Regions from separate parts of the Homo sapiens genome. Here region 1 is linked to region 2. A link is an interaction called in ENCODE POLR2A ChIA-PET data of the cell type or tissue named here. Cell type or tissue: MCF 10A. All regions are shown on one strand. Each heading gives the region's core, and the rest is flanking DNA. Links, peaks and the distances in the headings are about the cores only.

Evidence for each region. ChIA-PET counts read pairs that join two places held together with the same protein. Peaks named below come from ENCODE experiments on the same cell type or tissue, not always from the same donor. Only the 100,000 strongest peaks of a DNase experiment are listed, where the experiment ranks them.
Region 1: POLR2A ChIA-PET joins it to region 2 with 13 read pairs; 8 of 35 experiments call an interaction of 5 or more read pairs at or near these places.

What each region holds. Positions count from the first base shown.
Region 1 is chr21:15,479,577-15,487,781 of GRCh38, reverse strand. No RefSeq gene overlaps it. Among named protein-coding and RNA genes, the nearest start is that of USP25, 250 kb to the left of the region's middle. RefSeq lists a silencer at 4,570-4,619. In MCF 10A, for the core only: a CTCF peak has its summit at 4,400 (motif pointing right); a DNase peak (open chromatin) is centred at 4,421.
Region 2 is chr21:15,060,495-15,068,699 of GRCh38, reverse strand. It overlaps NRIP1 (nuclear receptor interacting protein 1), which reads left to right and starts at 3,700. Exons shown (of 4, transcript NM_003489.4): 1 at 3,700-3,955. LINC02920 (long intergenic non-protein coding RNA 2920) reads right to left here and starts at 1,630. Exons shown (of 2, transcript NR_186411.1): 1 at 1,488-1,630; 2 at 863-1,165. RefSeq lists enhancers at 2,799-2,848, 5,299-5,348 and silencers at 3,179-3,358, 3,609-4,468. In MCF 10A, for the core only: no CTCF peak of the experiment used is centred there; DNase peaks (open chromatin) are centred at 2,869 and 3,609.

The DNA of each region.
Region 1 (8,205 bases), core at 1,306-6,305, 420 kb before region 2:
TGTCTCGTTCTTGTTAGTTTTGCATTTTGGACTATTTAAGTATCCCAGAGTTGTGAATTAGGATTTATGTTTGTCACAAAAGCAAATGAAATGAACTCAGTGAATTTATCAGATTATCATCTTACAACACATTAATTAAATATTACCTATTACATATTTGTGTCTATAATTACTATCCAGTAATTATTAAACCAAGTCTGGTATTCTTGCAAATCAAACTATACAATCCAAGTAAATTTTTACCTTCAAATCTTTTTTCTGGCCATTTGTCTTTTTCTTTTAATCATACATTTTCTTTGGAGTTGTTAAAAGAGCAAAGTCATACATTTGAGTAAGTGCAGATGGCCAAGATTAAGAGAACATTCAGGCTAGGGTCCCTCCAACATAATTTAATTTAGGGGTTCGAGAGTTCCAGAAAGCTTTCCGCTGGGGTAGAAAGGCATTTTAGGAGGATGTGAGTGACTGGCAGCCTTGCCGAAGTAATTTGTACTCTCTTTCCAGCCAACTGCAATAACATCAACTTCAAGTGATAAGGATACTGCTAAATTTGCTTTAATTAATGTCAGGTTCCTGAGTAATAAATCACTATTAATTGTTGAGTTAGTTTTTTGGAAATGGCCTAGTCTTTTTGGCTGTTGCTGATATTTGGCTGGGAAAGTCTTCCACTTGTGGAGGCCCTACCTGCTCAATCATTTACTTTACTGTTCTTAGCTTTTCAAGGTAAGAATTTCATCACGGTTGAAGGTCCATGAAATTACTCTCATTTTATTTTGCAATTTTCCCAAAGAGTAGAATTTCATAACCTAATGTGGAATTCAAAAAGGGAAAACATCTATATGATTCTACTCTTCTAATCCCGAAGAGTAGAATTTCATAACCTAATGTGGAATTCGAAAAAGGAAAACATCTATATGATAAAAAATAACTGAACTTCTGTCTTCATTTTTCAATATTTTCTGGAGATGCCAGGATACACAAAACCTGTATTTTTTTCCTCTCTTCTCCCTATAATTTAGAGATGCATTTCTGAGTTGCGTAATTTCTAAAAAAGAATGTGTGTGCGTGCGCACATGCGTGTGTGTACTTGTGTATGTGTGCGTGTGTGTGTGCACATGGGTGTGTGCATGTGTGTGCGTGTGTGTGCATGCATGCACGTGTGCCTGTGTGTGTGCACGCATGCATGTGTGCATGTGTGTGTGTGCATGTGTGTGTAAGTTCTCCTAGCTATTTGGTCTATCCTTTAATTCAACTTATTTGAGCTGGTTGGTCTCATCTAGTCTAACCTTGCAAAGAATCCCCTTCTCAACCAAGGATCCATCTTGTGCAATAGCTTCTTGCTTCTGAGGCTTCCTAGAGCTCTATTTTCAGTTCAGTTTGGATTTGTACTTCTTGCTTCCACTGGGTGACTTTATTCTTTGTAGTGTACACTGTCACATGCATGCAGGAAATATGCATAGGTAAGTTCTAGTCTGGGCTGATCCTACAGATGTTTGATATGTTGTATAATTATGCCTCCTTGATATGTAACCATAGGCCATTTCAAATTCTGTTAAATTTGAAATATACCAAGTAGCATTATTGATTAGTTAATCCATGGACGTCATAAATTCTGAACTCTCTAATTGGCATATCTTGTATTGGTCCTTCAGATTCTCAGAGAAATGTGTCTGAACCAGGGTAAGAAAGGAACGACTTTCTTAATGCATTACATTGCAATTCAGTGAATATGCTAAGCTACCACATTAGGAACCTGGCCAAGCTCTTTAGTCAATTTTCAATTAATTTTAAGTGGGGGGAGGGGCAAAGGGTGCTGAAAAAGAAATGGGCTGAGAATTAGAGAGCCTGACACTGACATCTGACACACAGACAATTTACTGAACCTCATTTTCACATCCATTAATTCAGTGAGAGCTGGATGGTTGGGCTGGGGAGTTCCTCATGTCCTTTCCACTGCTAACTTTCTATGAATAATTCTTAATGTCCACCTGTAACCAGTCCATTGCTTATCAATTTCTTTATTTCACAGGGAGTAGGAGCAAAGTAAGGTATTAAAACTCGGATGGTCGCTTTTTTTTGTTGTTCTTACAACTTCTGGCATATAAGTTTAGGTTTGAAAGAAGAATTAAACCATTTATAAAAACAGAGAAGGAAATTATCTGTAGATTTGTGAACATACACAGCAGCTTCTCATTTAGCATATAAAATTTAGAACTGGATTTTTAAAAAATAGAATCTTTGCTAAACAAATGCATATTTTTCCTTCAACTTTTCTTTGTCTACAAAAATTTCTGAATACTAGTCCCCCCAATCGTCACTTATAGTTCTTATGAAGCAACTAGCTTCTTAAAAGCTTTGAGTTTACTCATCTCTCAACAGTGATTATAAGAGCCTCATTTGCACTCAATCAAAAAGTATGCCTATTTCAATGTCTTGTTATACTTCAATGATTTTCTAGCTTCACCTCAGCAGTGATTTTGCAGGATAAGAGTGGAAACCACTGGAAAATAGAAGACTGAGGAGAATTGTGTAGCATTGTATAAGATATCATAGGTATGGGTTGTTTTAATGGACTCCTCTTTACCCCATTAGTGAGGAAGGGATTTCCACGCTAGGGCTAAGGTGATGGCCATATACACAATACCTGGTGCTGGACAGATGGGATAGACAGCAATTTATTAGTCACATATACTCACAGCCCAGGAGAGGAGGACACTGCATGCCAGGGAGTATATCACCAGGAACAGAGTGAACAACCAGGGGCTGTGGGAGCAGGCTTTGTAGTATCAAGAGGGCATGATGTCCTGGTTCCCACAAGACGACGTGATTGGCTTGTTTGAATAAATCCATAGGCTAGCTGGGAACTGAAACCTACTCCCCAGTAATAGGCAGAAATTGTGCCTGGTCACCTCACTAAGGAGAGTTATTCAGTTAGGGAGCTTTATTCTCACAAGCAAAGTGAGGAGGGGAACTTGCAGTTAGACCATTTGAGACCCTCCATTCTTAGCAGATGTCAAGCAGAAAATAATATTGAATTTTAGTTTTAGTTCTAACGACACATGGATATATGAAGTTATATATTTTTTAAAAAATTATCTAAAGCAAAATTAAGAAAATTAAGAGGATCATATTTAAATAAAATATGGGAAACAATTATTGGTGAGAAATAAAGACTAATTTTTTTTGGAATAATATGTCAGAAGATGTATTCAAGCTTTAATAAATAACATCAAAATCCTGGAGAAAATGTTTTGTTTGGATAGAAAATGGGTGAATTTTAGGATCTTCCAGTTTTAAGCTTTTATCGTTTGTTATCACCTGATTGATAGTTTGTCTTTCTCAGGGATTTCATTAATAAATACCTTTTCCTGGTTTTAATTTCCCCTTTTGTTCTAAAGTGTCTCTGCATAGGTAATCTAAGCTCTTTCTGCATCTTACAAGATTGAGGTTGGCTTTTCCGGTATTTACTTTGCTTGGCTTTCACAGAGCAAATTTGAATTTATGATTTTAGGTTTGCTCAGCTCTTTTGTATATAAGAAAATGCTCTGCAAACAACAATTCAATAGACTAATTTTTATGTAATTTATAAATTGCAACACATTTTTAATGAGAAGAAACTATTCAGAGGAATAGTATTAAGGATGAACCTAACACTATTGAAAGGCTATTTTTCAATAAATGCTAGTGTAGTTTACAATCTTTTATGGTAGAGATGTATTTACCATAACCAACTCCTTCAATTTTCCTGGTACTTGTTTTGGCACTGAAAATATCGCATCCTAGGAAGCCTGTGAATCCTGAGAAAACCAAGACGGTTGGTCACTCTAGTTGTATTCCCATTAGAACTTATATTTCAGCAGGTCAGAAATAGATACAAGGTGACTGGCATATATCTTTTTAAAGTATTGTATTTCTTGCTATATCCCTGACACTTAAAAGATTTCTGGGTGTGTAGTAGGTTTTCAAAAAATATTTGATGGCAAAATGATTGAGAATACAGCCTACCAGTCAATGTCTAATTAACTCAGAAGGAGAAGGTTTATCTCATTGGAATATCATCTTTATCTGTTAGGAACCATCTCTTCTAATTCATGTGAGATAAAAATAGTTCTCTGATTGGAGAATACCTGGCGAAGTGTGCTGAATCAGTCAAAAGGAATGAGTGTTCCAAAATGTGAATGCTAGTCAGTTTGTAATGAGTATCATTGAAAATCCCAAGTTAAAAAGTCAGATGCTTGTTTATCATGTTACTCAAAGCATCTTTAGTAAAATACCCAAACCTCTAAAATTATCAATTTCACCTAACCCTTTGTGAAGACTGTACATGTCCACTCAGGTCTGATGGTGTAGGAGAGGCGGGGCAGGAAACCCACACTTGAGAAGGGACTCTGAGGCTACTTGCTGCAATCTGTCCAGCAGAGGGCGGTGGTACACCTCTGCAAAGACCGAGGCCCACTCTGGGATACGCGAGGATGGTCAGAAAGATGCCTAAGGCCTGCCTGCAAGCGCAGAAAATTAAGAGCATTGGGGAAGGATTCTATGCAGGAAAGCTCTGAGGTCACTTGATACAAGCACAGTGCTATCGTGCACAAGCTGTGGTTTCCCAGTGAACAGTCTTAAGTCACTCAGAAATATATGAAGTCTCATAATTTTACTTTAACCTAAAATAAAACAAAAACAATAAATTATCGTTCCTGAGGGCCAATGCACTAACTACAAAGCTCATTTAAAAATGAAAAAAACACTAAATACTCAAAACCAAGACAAAACACAAATGTATAAAGTTTAAAGGAAAAATCCTAATCATTTTTTCTAGCTTCTGATGATATCGAACATGTTCAGTGCCTTAAAGTTTCCCAAAGTTACAGTGACATTCTTTTAAACATACAGGCTTTTTGAGATCTTTAGGATTCTACTAGTTTTGTGTTTTGTGGCAAACTCTTGTGGCACAGAGCAGTTAAGTGCTTTATTTAGGGACACATAGCTAGATGGAGTAGAGCCAGTTAGTTTGAAAACTAGTTTATTTCTGTCTGCACTCACCTATGGCACTCTCCAATTACATACCACATATTAAATAACATTATATTTATCATTAATGATTACCCATGCTTTAACTGAAGACAGGTATTTCTTACAAATAATAAGGTGATTTCACCAAGACTAAACTTGATAATCTGATTTGTGTCCTAAAATGTCAACTTGCCCTGTAAATAATAATTCAGAAAAAAAAAAAGAGTGAAGTGTTACTTTCCAAAGAGCAGGAAAATTCTGGGTGCAAGAAAGAAACATTATTTCTAGATATCATTAAGGATTTCTTTAGTACTTTCAGAAAGGACATAAAGCATCTTTAGAAAAGAGAAGATAATGGTGAAATGAGGGAGGTTCTGTGCTCACTAGTGACATTTAATTTTCTTTGCTGAGGATGAAGAGGAAGATGAGGTCTCTGGGGACAGCTCCTAACATGCTTGCAGCAGGGTGACATTGTTGAATGCTTTTTCTGACTTCCATTTTTTCAGGGTAGTGAGAGCTGTTTGGCTTCTCCCCCTGGAATCTGCAGTCATTTGCTACCCTACAGCAAAATCTGGGTGATCACAGTTAGGAAAAATGGGTTCTGTGACTTCACATTTACATTCTGCACTAGTGTTCATGGGCTCCATTATTAAAAAAAAAAAAAAAAGAAAGACCCTCAGGGGACCCCCTTTCTCTGGCCTTGAAAGCTACATGGCAAATCTATAGCAAAGCTATTTGAAGGGTATACGTACTTGTGAATGACATGTGGTCCGCTCACCATCAGGAACAGATCTTCTTCAAGCACAGTCCTCTAACGTGAGCTGCTTGGCTTGGCTATCCAGGAGTTCAACTGCATGTGCTGTTTGGATTTGTTTGTGTCCAAATATATGTTTAACAGTAACTAATTTTTTTTTAATTGAGACTTCGCAACGGCAATAAAGAAGATTACTTCAGAATGACCCATCTGTAATTTACAATAAACTATATTTAATTTATTCAATTATGCATATAAAGCATATCTATGCATACATGTATGAAATGCCCAGAAACCGTGCTCAGCTTTAACTAAAATGAGATCCCTGGGTCCCCTACTAATCTTTTCTACATTCTTTTTTTGTTTTGAGACGGAGTCTCACTCTGTTGCCTGGCTGGAGTGCAGTGGCACGATCTTGGCTCACTGCAACCTCCACCACCTGGTTTCAAGCGATTCTGCTGCCTCGGCCTCCAGAATAGCTGGGACTACAGGCACCTGCCACCACGCCTAGCTAATTTTTGTATTTTTAGTAGAGACAGGGTTTCACCACGTTGGCCAGGATGGTCTCGATATCTTGACCTTGGGATCTGCCCACCTCGGCCTCCCAAAGTGCTGAGATTACAGGTGTGAGCCACTGCCCCCAGCCCCTACTAATCTTTTCTAGCTATGCACAGCTTAGGGGGAAAGTATCTTCAGTTTTGACCCTGATCCTCTTACTGTGTCATTATTTGAATTTTTTTTTTTAATCATAGGTTGACTTCCCTCTGTGTTCTCTGTTTTTATGTGGATCTGCCTCAGTGTAGTCACTTCCTGAGTCAAGACAGATGTGCTAATTGGAAGAATTCTCAGTCTCTCTCTGTTTGCAACCATTTAGAGTTCAGACTTTAAAATACAGCCTTTGCAGCAGAATTTCCACAGCTTGTATTTCTGTTCTTATTTACTACTATACATAGCCCCGCAAGGGCTGGATATGTGAAACTGCTCCATTTCTGTAAATATGTCTATTGTAACTCTTGATTATATAATTCCTCTTCATCTCTACTATAGTAGCCCCTTCAAATTGGAATTCAGTATCCCTCTTATGTTTGCATGTAGCACACTATACTTGTCTTCTCACAGAACTCATCAAACTGTCTTCAAATTGTCTATTTATTATCTGTTTCCCATTAGATTGTAAGGTCTGGGGACAGGAACACTCCTATCTTTATTTGTTCATTCATGCAACCAGTGAGTTGTTTCCTCCTGCCTCCATGCCACTAGTATTTGTTGAGCATCTACTATGTGCTAGACGTGCGTGCACACACGCTCAAACACACTTAAGAGCACAGCAGACATTTTCCTTGCAATCATTATGTCATCATTGAGCTAATAGGCTAATGAGGCAGGCAGAGGTTAATCAAATAATCAAACAGACAACATGAATTATCATTAAATGTGATGAAAGAAGGAGAGGTACATGATACCATGAAATTAATACAAAAGTAGCTGGGTGTGCAGTAGGTGAAGTGAATTCTGAACTGAAACTTAAAAGATGACAGAGTTAACTAGAAGGCAAAGTGGGAAAATAGTATTGCAGGCTACAAAGCTGCAAGGCAGAAAGGGTAAGTTTGAGAAATGGAAAAACATTGTGGTTGGATAACAGACAGTGAAGAAGAGAGGGGTGGTAGATGAAGCTGAATAAACAGGTATGGAACAAATTACACAGGGCCTTGGCCGCCGTGTTAGGAGTGTTGGCTTCCATCTAAAGAGCCGGGGAAATCCAGTGGAGCGTTTTAAGCACGAGAATCACAAGACCCTGTATGTAATTGCTCTGACTCCTGTGCAGAAGATGGATTGGATAGGATCCGAGTGAATGTAGAGATTTACCAAGGTGGCTCCTACAGCAGTCCAGGCAATAGATGATATAGTTTAAACTGGGGTGGTGGGGGTAGAGAAGGGTAGAAATTGCCACATGGTAGGATGAAACTGGATTCATATAGCTTTCAGCAAAGTGAAGAAAATCTTTCCAGAAGTGACTGGTTATGAGTGCTGGACATTACTTAGAATTTTCCCACTGTGCCTTGTTCACAATTTTATCTCCAGCACCTGACACATGCAGGTTCTTGTGGTTAGTGCTTAGTACATTTTTTTTTTCAAGAAAAGACAGAGGAGAGTAAGAAAAGAAAGCAAAAAGGAAACGCATAATCTCACCAGGCTTTTAGTGAAAAGGAAAAAATCTCTGGAGAGTTTTCACCACCATTCAAAATTCAGAAATCTTTTGCTGGTGTTTGATAGAAAGTAGCTCTCAAATCGAGTGCAAAATTTGATTGTTTATTTGTTTATATAGTGGCTACTTCCAGTGCTGGGTTGACAAGGATGCTGAGGCCTGGCCTGGGCTTCATAGAACAGAGAGCTGTGCTCCTTTAACATTGTCTGCCATTGGCATGCAGCATAGAAGGGATGAA
Region 2 (8,205 bases), core at 1,727-6,726:
TTGTGGTTCACTTTATGTTTTTATTGGTCAGTGCTGCTCCAGAGGCTAAGGGACTGTGGCTAATAAGGTAACTGCAGTGGGGTTCCATTTGTCTGTGATCTATTATATTACACATATTTCTCCCTACTCAGGTGTCATAGTTCACTCCATAGTGTAAATATGGGCTCAATACTTCTCAGTGCATATTTTTGTCTTCTCATACCTCTCTACTGTTGAACAGTCTATGTCCTCTCCTGAGAACCTCTTTTCCCACTTTGCCTACATGGCTAATTCTTTTAACCTTTTAATGGCCAGCGGAAGCATTATTTTCTCTGCAAAATGTTCTCTGAACTCCCTTACATCACAGCCAGGACCCCAAGAGAAAGATACATTCTGTCCTCTGGGGTATGACAGTATGTTGGCCAATATCTACTGAATGTCTATTGTCTGCTGGGCACAGGGATGGGTAGCTGGAAGTCCCCAAATGTGAATGAGAGGGATATGGACCCTGTGCCTGTACTGCTTGCATTCTACAGTGGGATACGGACAAGCAAATACCCACTAACAAAACGGTTTTTGAAAATGCTATAGAGGAGAGATTTAGAGAACACACCAAAGGCTACAGAACCAAAGGCTAGAGAACACACCCAGACTACATCTTTGTGGCGGAGAGGTATACTGAGACTGAACTAAAGGCATGTGATCCCACAGGAACCCTGGACGTAAAACAATAATTAGGTGTTTAAGTATATAAACCCAACAGCATTGTTTTCACATCACAAATGATTCAAATGAGACTTGACTTCAAAGTACAAATTACCAAATAGGCATTCTTATATTACATATAATGCCCTAGTATCCTTGCAATGACTCTGTTAGCCAGGAAATTTAGGTATTGATTTACTTAAAAAAACAAAGAACAACAACAAACAAGTCTCCACATAATTAGCATGATTAAGTGAAAATGAATTCCACAAGAGGTGTGCAATTTACTTAACACTCATGCCACTATCAAAAGAGTTCAGGATTTCAGTGATTGGATTTTTGTGGGGTTGAGAAAACAGAATAAGAAGAAGTAGTGAGCAGCTTTGGGAAGTCACCTAACATACAGCAGTGGACTTTTTAACAACAATGTTGGAGGGCTGGAATATTCTCGGCTTGCTGGGCAATCTCCATGGTCCAAAACCTGGTTAAGAAGTAAGAGGAATGTATTTAAAAGATAGACTTGAGTAGTCCAAATATCTTTCCCAAAGTCTATGCACTAAGGTGTGTGTGCGCCCTACTCCTTGGTGAGCCCATTAGTCCCTTACCCAGAACCTATTAAGTTTACTTTAGACAGAATTGTGACAAGTGAGGCTATCTGGATTCCCAGTCCGCACTAGACTGGAAGTTACCCATCAGAAGATGAGGAGAATGTTAGTGGCAGCTATGCTAGTAACAGTAAGGACAATAGATTGTCAGTTAGTGAAGGGGGAGAGAGAGAAATTACAAAAGGCAGAGATAATCACTAAGTCATAGCATCCTAGAGTCCTTCGGTGCAGCGACTGATAGCTTTTGTACCTCCTGGGAGCATTCCTAACACCTAGAAAGAATATAGAATAGGAACTGGATATATTTACTGAATCCGCTACAACCTACTACAATAATTACTTTTAATAAAATTAACATTGAATTATCAAGAAAATGCTAAATGACGTTCAACAAACTGCTTAAGAGAAACATTTGCAATACATTGTAGAAAAATCTGTATAATGGTTAAAAATAATTTTCATAAAAAAAGTTTGACCCCCCACTAAGGGCCAAGCTCCAATTATGCTGGTCATCATTGAATTGAAACGGTTTGCTTTGTATCAATTCTGAATAAATGATGCACTAAAAAACAGCAGACTTTATTTTGCCTAGAGCAGATTTTGAATTGTGGTATATGCAAATAATATGGTATTATATTATATGAGGTTTAACTATATAAAATGGCAACAGATTGCATAGTTCAATCACTAGGGTGATGAAAAATAATTGTTTTAAAATGTGCCATTGCCACTAAGGAAAACATTGGCACTATGTGCCCGGCACTGTGCTGGGTGCTGAATTTATTAAGCATTAATTTGAAAAATTGCTTTCACTTTCAAGACTGTGACAGTATTCTAAAACTCTCATTCATATTGTTTAAAGGTTAAGTGAAATTTGCAATACACAATACAGCCATTACATAACAGGCACAGAATACAGTTTCATGACTTGGATAGTTTTTGTTTTTTAAGCGCATTAGCAACTTCATTTCCAAATGCTATCAAATTCTTCAGGATATGAAAACCTACATATAAGAATGGAGTGCCTCATCGGCTCATTTGTCTTATGTAATAAGTGTTTTAACACGGGCATGCCGTTTCAGAATTTCGGGTGAGACTAAGCTGTACTTTAGCTTTTTTGTGTCAAGCAAAAACAATTTCAGCAACAACACTCGCTTCCCCTGGTAATTTTTTTCATGGCGAATTACTAAATGCTAGATGCTCAAGTCAAAAAGAAACCTGACATCTGGGGAGGTGTTGAGGGGGTGTTAATAGTTCTAGTGAGATGTCTGGGGAGCGTTGAGGATACGATTTTTCAAACAGCAAATACAAGGATAAGGGGAAATTATGGTTTCGTATGACTCTCTCCTCCTTCCACTTTCTCGTTTCACCAATCTGTGGCCCCCCCAATTTAGAGGCGGGTTCAGTGAGATTAGGCTGCAGGAAACCGAGAGGCTCCACCGCGCTGCCGCCCCGGCCTCGTGATGTAATTGTTATTTCTTATTCGGAGACCGAACCGAGGAGAGCTGCTGAAGAAGTAGCAGCCCTGCTCCTTTTCCCTTGTCTTGTTGGGTCAGATCCTTCCCGGGGATGATGCAGATTGGCTGACAGACTCCGCTGGAGACTTCGCAGTGACAAAGCAGCCGAGGATTAACCCTGCTCCTGGGTCCTACGTCTGTCCAGGGAGCTGAGCGGGGCGCTCCTCAGGTCTCCTTCCTAGTTTTCCTCCCAGAGTCGCTCCACACGAGTGCTGGGCGCCTACTACGTGCTGGGCGTGGGGTCAAAGTGACCCAGAGTTCGCGCCCGTGCCCCCCAACATTAAAGCAGGACACACAGATTACAAGGAGATAGAAATTGGGGGTGGGTGGGTGAAAGGGGGCCCAGAGAGCGCGTGTTGTGGGGTGAAGGGGAGGAGGTAGACGCTTAAGGCAGGCGGGGACCCTGGAGCGTCTGGGGCGCCCCGGCCCCCAGGCTGTGCCCAAACGGGAGCATTCGGCCTGGGTCCCAAGAGCGCTTTCCCCGGTCCCCAGGAGGAGCTGTCCAGGCGCCTGCAGCGGTCGCGGGCGGCTGGACAGAGCTGGGAGCCCGGGGGACGGCCCGGGCGCGCCGTGCAGCCCCTCTCTCGGGGACGCGGTCCTCTCGCTGCCTCCGGGTCTTGCAGCCCCGTCTGGGACACCCGGAGAGCAGGCGAGAAGGAAATCCACGAAACAGAGGGGGTTCCGCAGCTCCTGTGAGCCGCCCGGATCCGCGCGGCTTCCTCCTGACCGGGTGACAATGGGAGGGAGGGGGAGAAAAGGGTTAAGAAACTTGGCTGAAGAGCTGAATGGCGTGGGGCGGCGAGGGGAGGGACTGGGCCGCGGCGGACTCGGCGGCGGAGGGAGGAGCGCGGCTGCGGGCGGGCGGTGAGCGAGGCGCTCAAAGTCAGCCTCGCAGACATTGCAGCAGAGCCCCGAACTCGGGAGGCGGCGGCGGAGGAGGCGGCGGCGAGGCGCAGGGACGACCCGGCCCCACGCCCGCCCGCCACCCGCGCGCGCCCGTCCGCCCGTGGCCTCGCGTCCGCCGCTGCGCCGTGAGCGCCGCTGGTCGGAGGGAAGAGCTCGCCGGGGCGCCGGGCCAGGACGGGGCGGCAGGCGCCTTCGCGGACCGAGCCTGACGGAGCCGGAGGCTGGGAGCCGCGGCGGCCTGGGGTGAGTGACGGCCGCGGCCAGGGCGCCAGGAGTAGCGGCCGCCGGCGCCGCCGGAAACGGCCCGGGAGCGCGGCCCGCGTCGGCTCTCGCTTGGCTGGCAGGGCCGCGGGGGCGTCGGGGCGGCGGGGAGGGCGCGTTTCCGGGGAAATCCTGCCTCTGCTGCCTGGTTCGAGTCTCCGGGTTCTCGCGGGGGGCCGGGGCGGCGGGCCGGCAAGTTGTGGAGTGGCCCCGGGTCGGCCCGCCCGTCCGTGCCAGTTCTGGGCAAGGGGGCGGCCGTCGCGTGGCCCCTGAGCGGGGCCGGACTCGGGGGGCCGGGTCGGGGTTGCCCCCGCTCGCTTGCCCTCTCGGTCCCGAACCCCGGGCACCGCTCGCCTCGCCGCTCTCCGTCCTGCTGTCCAGCCGGATCCTGGGCGGCGCCTTTCGCCTGGGTGCCTCCCTGCTCCTTGCTCGCTGGATACCCGGCTGGGAAAGTGAATAGGAAAAGGGACAGCTCGCCCGGCCCCCACCCGACCCCGGGCCGCTCTGCCCGCACTCGCGGTCCCCTCCCGATGGCGAGGCTCACGGACCCGAGGCCTCAGCCATCATTTTACCAGGAGCCAGGGGCCGGCCCCCATTTAGGGTGAGCCCGGTGGAAGTCCGGGAGGCTGCCTTTTCTCCCTTCTTCTGTGTCCACCTTATTACGATTGAATATTGTTTTATGAAGGTTTCCGTGGATGTATTCTGCAGACCCTCCCATCCCTTCCAAAGTAGTTTCCCAATTTTGATCAGGAGTTGGTGTTCAGTCAGAAGGAACAAAGGAACCAACTGTGTCTTAGAGGCGGACAGGCTGGGAGTCTGTGACACATGTTGATCTCTGAAGCATTCCAGGAGTTTCTACCTTTTATCACGTCAATAATTGGCTGCTGAAGGTAGTAAAAGAAGTACGGAATGATAAGCACTTTTGCGTTTTAAAAATATTTTTTAATGGCACATTTTACTTTGGGGAAAAAAGACGTTCTTAGGCACAAGGATTTTTAAAAACCCAGTTGGTGGAACTGAGTTGGAGTTTGTTTCTGGTATTGTAAATGATTACATGTGGGATTGTGAAGGAAATTGTGTCCTTAGAGGAAGAGAAGCCATCTGTAGGTGTCCATAGTAAAAATGGTTGTCGGGTTATATGTGATGAATGCTCTTTCTGTTTCTTGGGGGAATTTGTGAAGCAAGGGGCTTCGGTAATTCATTCTTTAAAGTTATGAATTGCATTGAACCTGCTTATTAGTGAATCATAGGTTTAGTAAGTGGGTGGCATTATTCAGTGTTTAATCATCAGTTTTCCACCTTTGTTGAAGAGACAGTGAAATAATAGACTTTTTAAACAAATGGTGTTTCATCTGCCTGGCCCCTAAGTGTCGGTTGCCGCCTGGAGTATGTTGAAGTGTTTTTCACCTTCCAAGTAAGTGAGTTGCTCTGGTTTTGCCCGGCAGTTCGGTAACGTCGATAGGGTTTATTTGGTTCAGGGAGCACTGGCTTCATCACCTACAGTAACTTTTTTTCTGCCTGGGCATAGTTCCTAGAGACAAAGAAGGAGAATCAATTAGTGGAGCGGCTACTGCCCTGCAGGTTGTAGGATTGGTTGTTCTAGTCTGTTTCATACTCTGGTGGAGAAAGACCTCTTTCCAAACTTACCTTTAAAAGTGCCCTAGGAGTGTGAGTAAAATATACATCAGAACATAACAGAAAAAAAAAAGGACTGTTCGTTGTTGATTTTATTCAAATGAGTTAGTTGAAAAACCAGGTTTAATGCCTGTGGGAAGTTAGTTGAAAACCAGGTTTAATGCCTCTTTTACATGCATTTCTAAACTCTGCAGAACTTGGATTTTGCTAATTTTAACACCCTAAAATATTGTTAACTTTGCACTAAAGAAGTGTGTGAAGAGACTAAAGGCTTTTCTGACTCTTGCAGTTATAAGTGCAAAACATCATGATAAAAAATAACCTATACCACCACCTAGAGTCTGTTTGTTAGTTTATTGCTCATGAAGTTTGCTTAAATTGACATGTCTGTTACAGTTCTGATATAGTCGAAAATGATTAAGAAGTACTAGCTTTCAAAAGCCCGTCCAAGAGAACAATTATTTAAGTAATAAATAGCAAGTGCCACTTTAAATTATCCGTGCCACCTTTAGAATTGAAAATTATGACATATCAAGTTGAGTGGGCTATTCTCCAAAAGATGTTAATTCAGAAGATTTTAAAACGGAGTTTTCAGTTTGTGCGCCAAGGCAGTTCTGATTGCTTAAAGACTTCTGCGTTGTTATCAGAGATTCAAGAAATCTTCCCAATCAGATGCCATTAGAACTTTTTGAAGTCCAGATGAAACAAAAGCAAAAATACAGGAGAGCATTACAACTACAGAAATTCTGGAAATTCAGAAGTTAAGAGAGAACGCAGCCCATGACAGAGTTGTGATTCAGAGATATGAAGAGTAAAATCAATGTGAATTAAAGTGATAATCTGTTTTGCTGGTAGTTTATATGTGGTAAAGCAGTCTATTAAATGAGAGACCTTAGGGAGGCAGCTTTGTTGCCATGTGGCTTATCACATTGTCCATGGAGGAAGTAATGTTCCTCCTTTAAGTGGTGTAGCCTGAGAGAAAGATGGCCTCCAAGATCTTTAATTAAATACCAGTTGAACAGAAAGAACTAGAGCACTGTATTAATTCTGTCAAACATCACTATTTTAGAACATTGAGGACAACTAAAAATGAATTAACGCATATCTGAAAGCAGAGTTTGATAGAAGGTGACAGATGAGGCAAAATATGCCAATCTAATGGAACAAATAAGATAAGGAGATATGCCATCCTTGACTCTAGAAAGATCAGAGGGAAGAAGATTATTGTTAATTGCACAGATTCTATTGCAGACCAATGCTAGAAGACAATGACATAGAAGTAATTTTAAATCAGAGTGGCTTAGGATATATGAGGTTAAAGGAATTTGGCTTTTAATTTTAAAACGTAAAGAATGTAAGAAACTCAAAAGCTCATGTTCTAACTGTTGTTTGGGAAAAGCAGTAATAGTTTGGTGTATCAGGTTAAAAGATAATTTTGCTCAGAATGAGTTTAAAATACCGAATTTTTGTCAAGGAAAACATTATTCACTTTAAATTGTGCTAGGGTCAGTTTTGCTTTTCGCATTTGAGATTGCTTGATACAATTAGTTTTTAATGTAGGTTAGTAAGAGGAAATGGTAGTCCCTTCCCTACCATTTCCCTCCCTCCCTTGCTCTCTTCCCCTTTTCTAAAATAAACACTGTCTAGATCTTTGGATATTTTCTTCCATGAAAAACTGCCTTAGTTGCAGCGTTCCTTCTTGGCTGTGGGTGGGGAGAAGTTTCTTCACTCTTGTACTTTTCCCTTCTGCCCCTTCAGGTGATTGATACACAATCAGAGTGGGTTTTGTTCTGTGTGTTTGTTTAATAACGATTTACTGTTACACGGATGAAGACTGGGAAAAAGCATTTGCCGTTCTAGCAAAGTCCTGTATACCCATGTCTTCCAACTGGAGAAATATTTTCATTAAAATAATCTTGACTACTGTTGAAAAGTCAAAGAAAATTTTCAACAAGATATGCTAGGGTCTTGCAGGATATGAGTTTGAATCTGTGAACTAAAAAGGTTCAAGTTGCATTTCCTTAAGTTGTAGTTTTTTCAGGGACTTTTGGGGGAGGGGGAATGAGCAGGCTCATCCTGTAGTATTTAGATAACACAACAATTAGAGAAATGTAACACCACTATGGCCACTAAGACTTGAGAAGGTAAAAACCAGGAGTGTCAGATGGTGAAACAGGCCATTGGAATGGAACTGAAGATTATGTCGAGAGGTTGGAATGAACAAAAAGTAAATGGAGGAGAGAGATCTAGTTTCTGTATCCTGTTTGCATCTGATGCTGAAGCAGAGACATGAATTGCTGATGGTAATGGATTCTATTCTCTTTTAGGAGGCCAGCAATATTATATAAATAGTGGTTGTTTGAGGGAGAGAAACGACAAGTTCCCCTTTTGTGCATGTTCACACTTTGTTTTGAATGTCTCTGAGATATCTTTAAAGTAGAGGATCAAAATTGGGTACCAGCATGGAATCAGGAGTTATACTTTGGAGGAAAATGAATTAATATTAGATCACATTTTCTTTAATCTTTTAAGATCTGGAATTTTACAAGGGTCTTCATCAACAGGGAAAACCGTGTTCTGAGTGCTAAAGTTTGGGT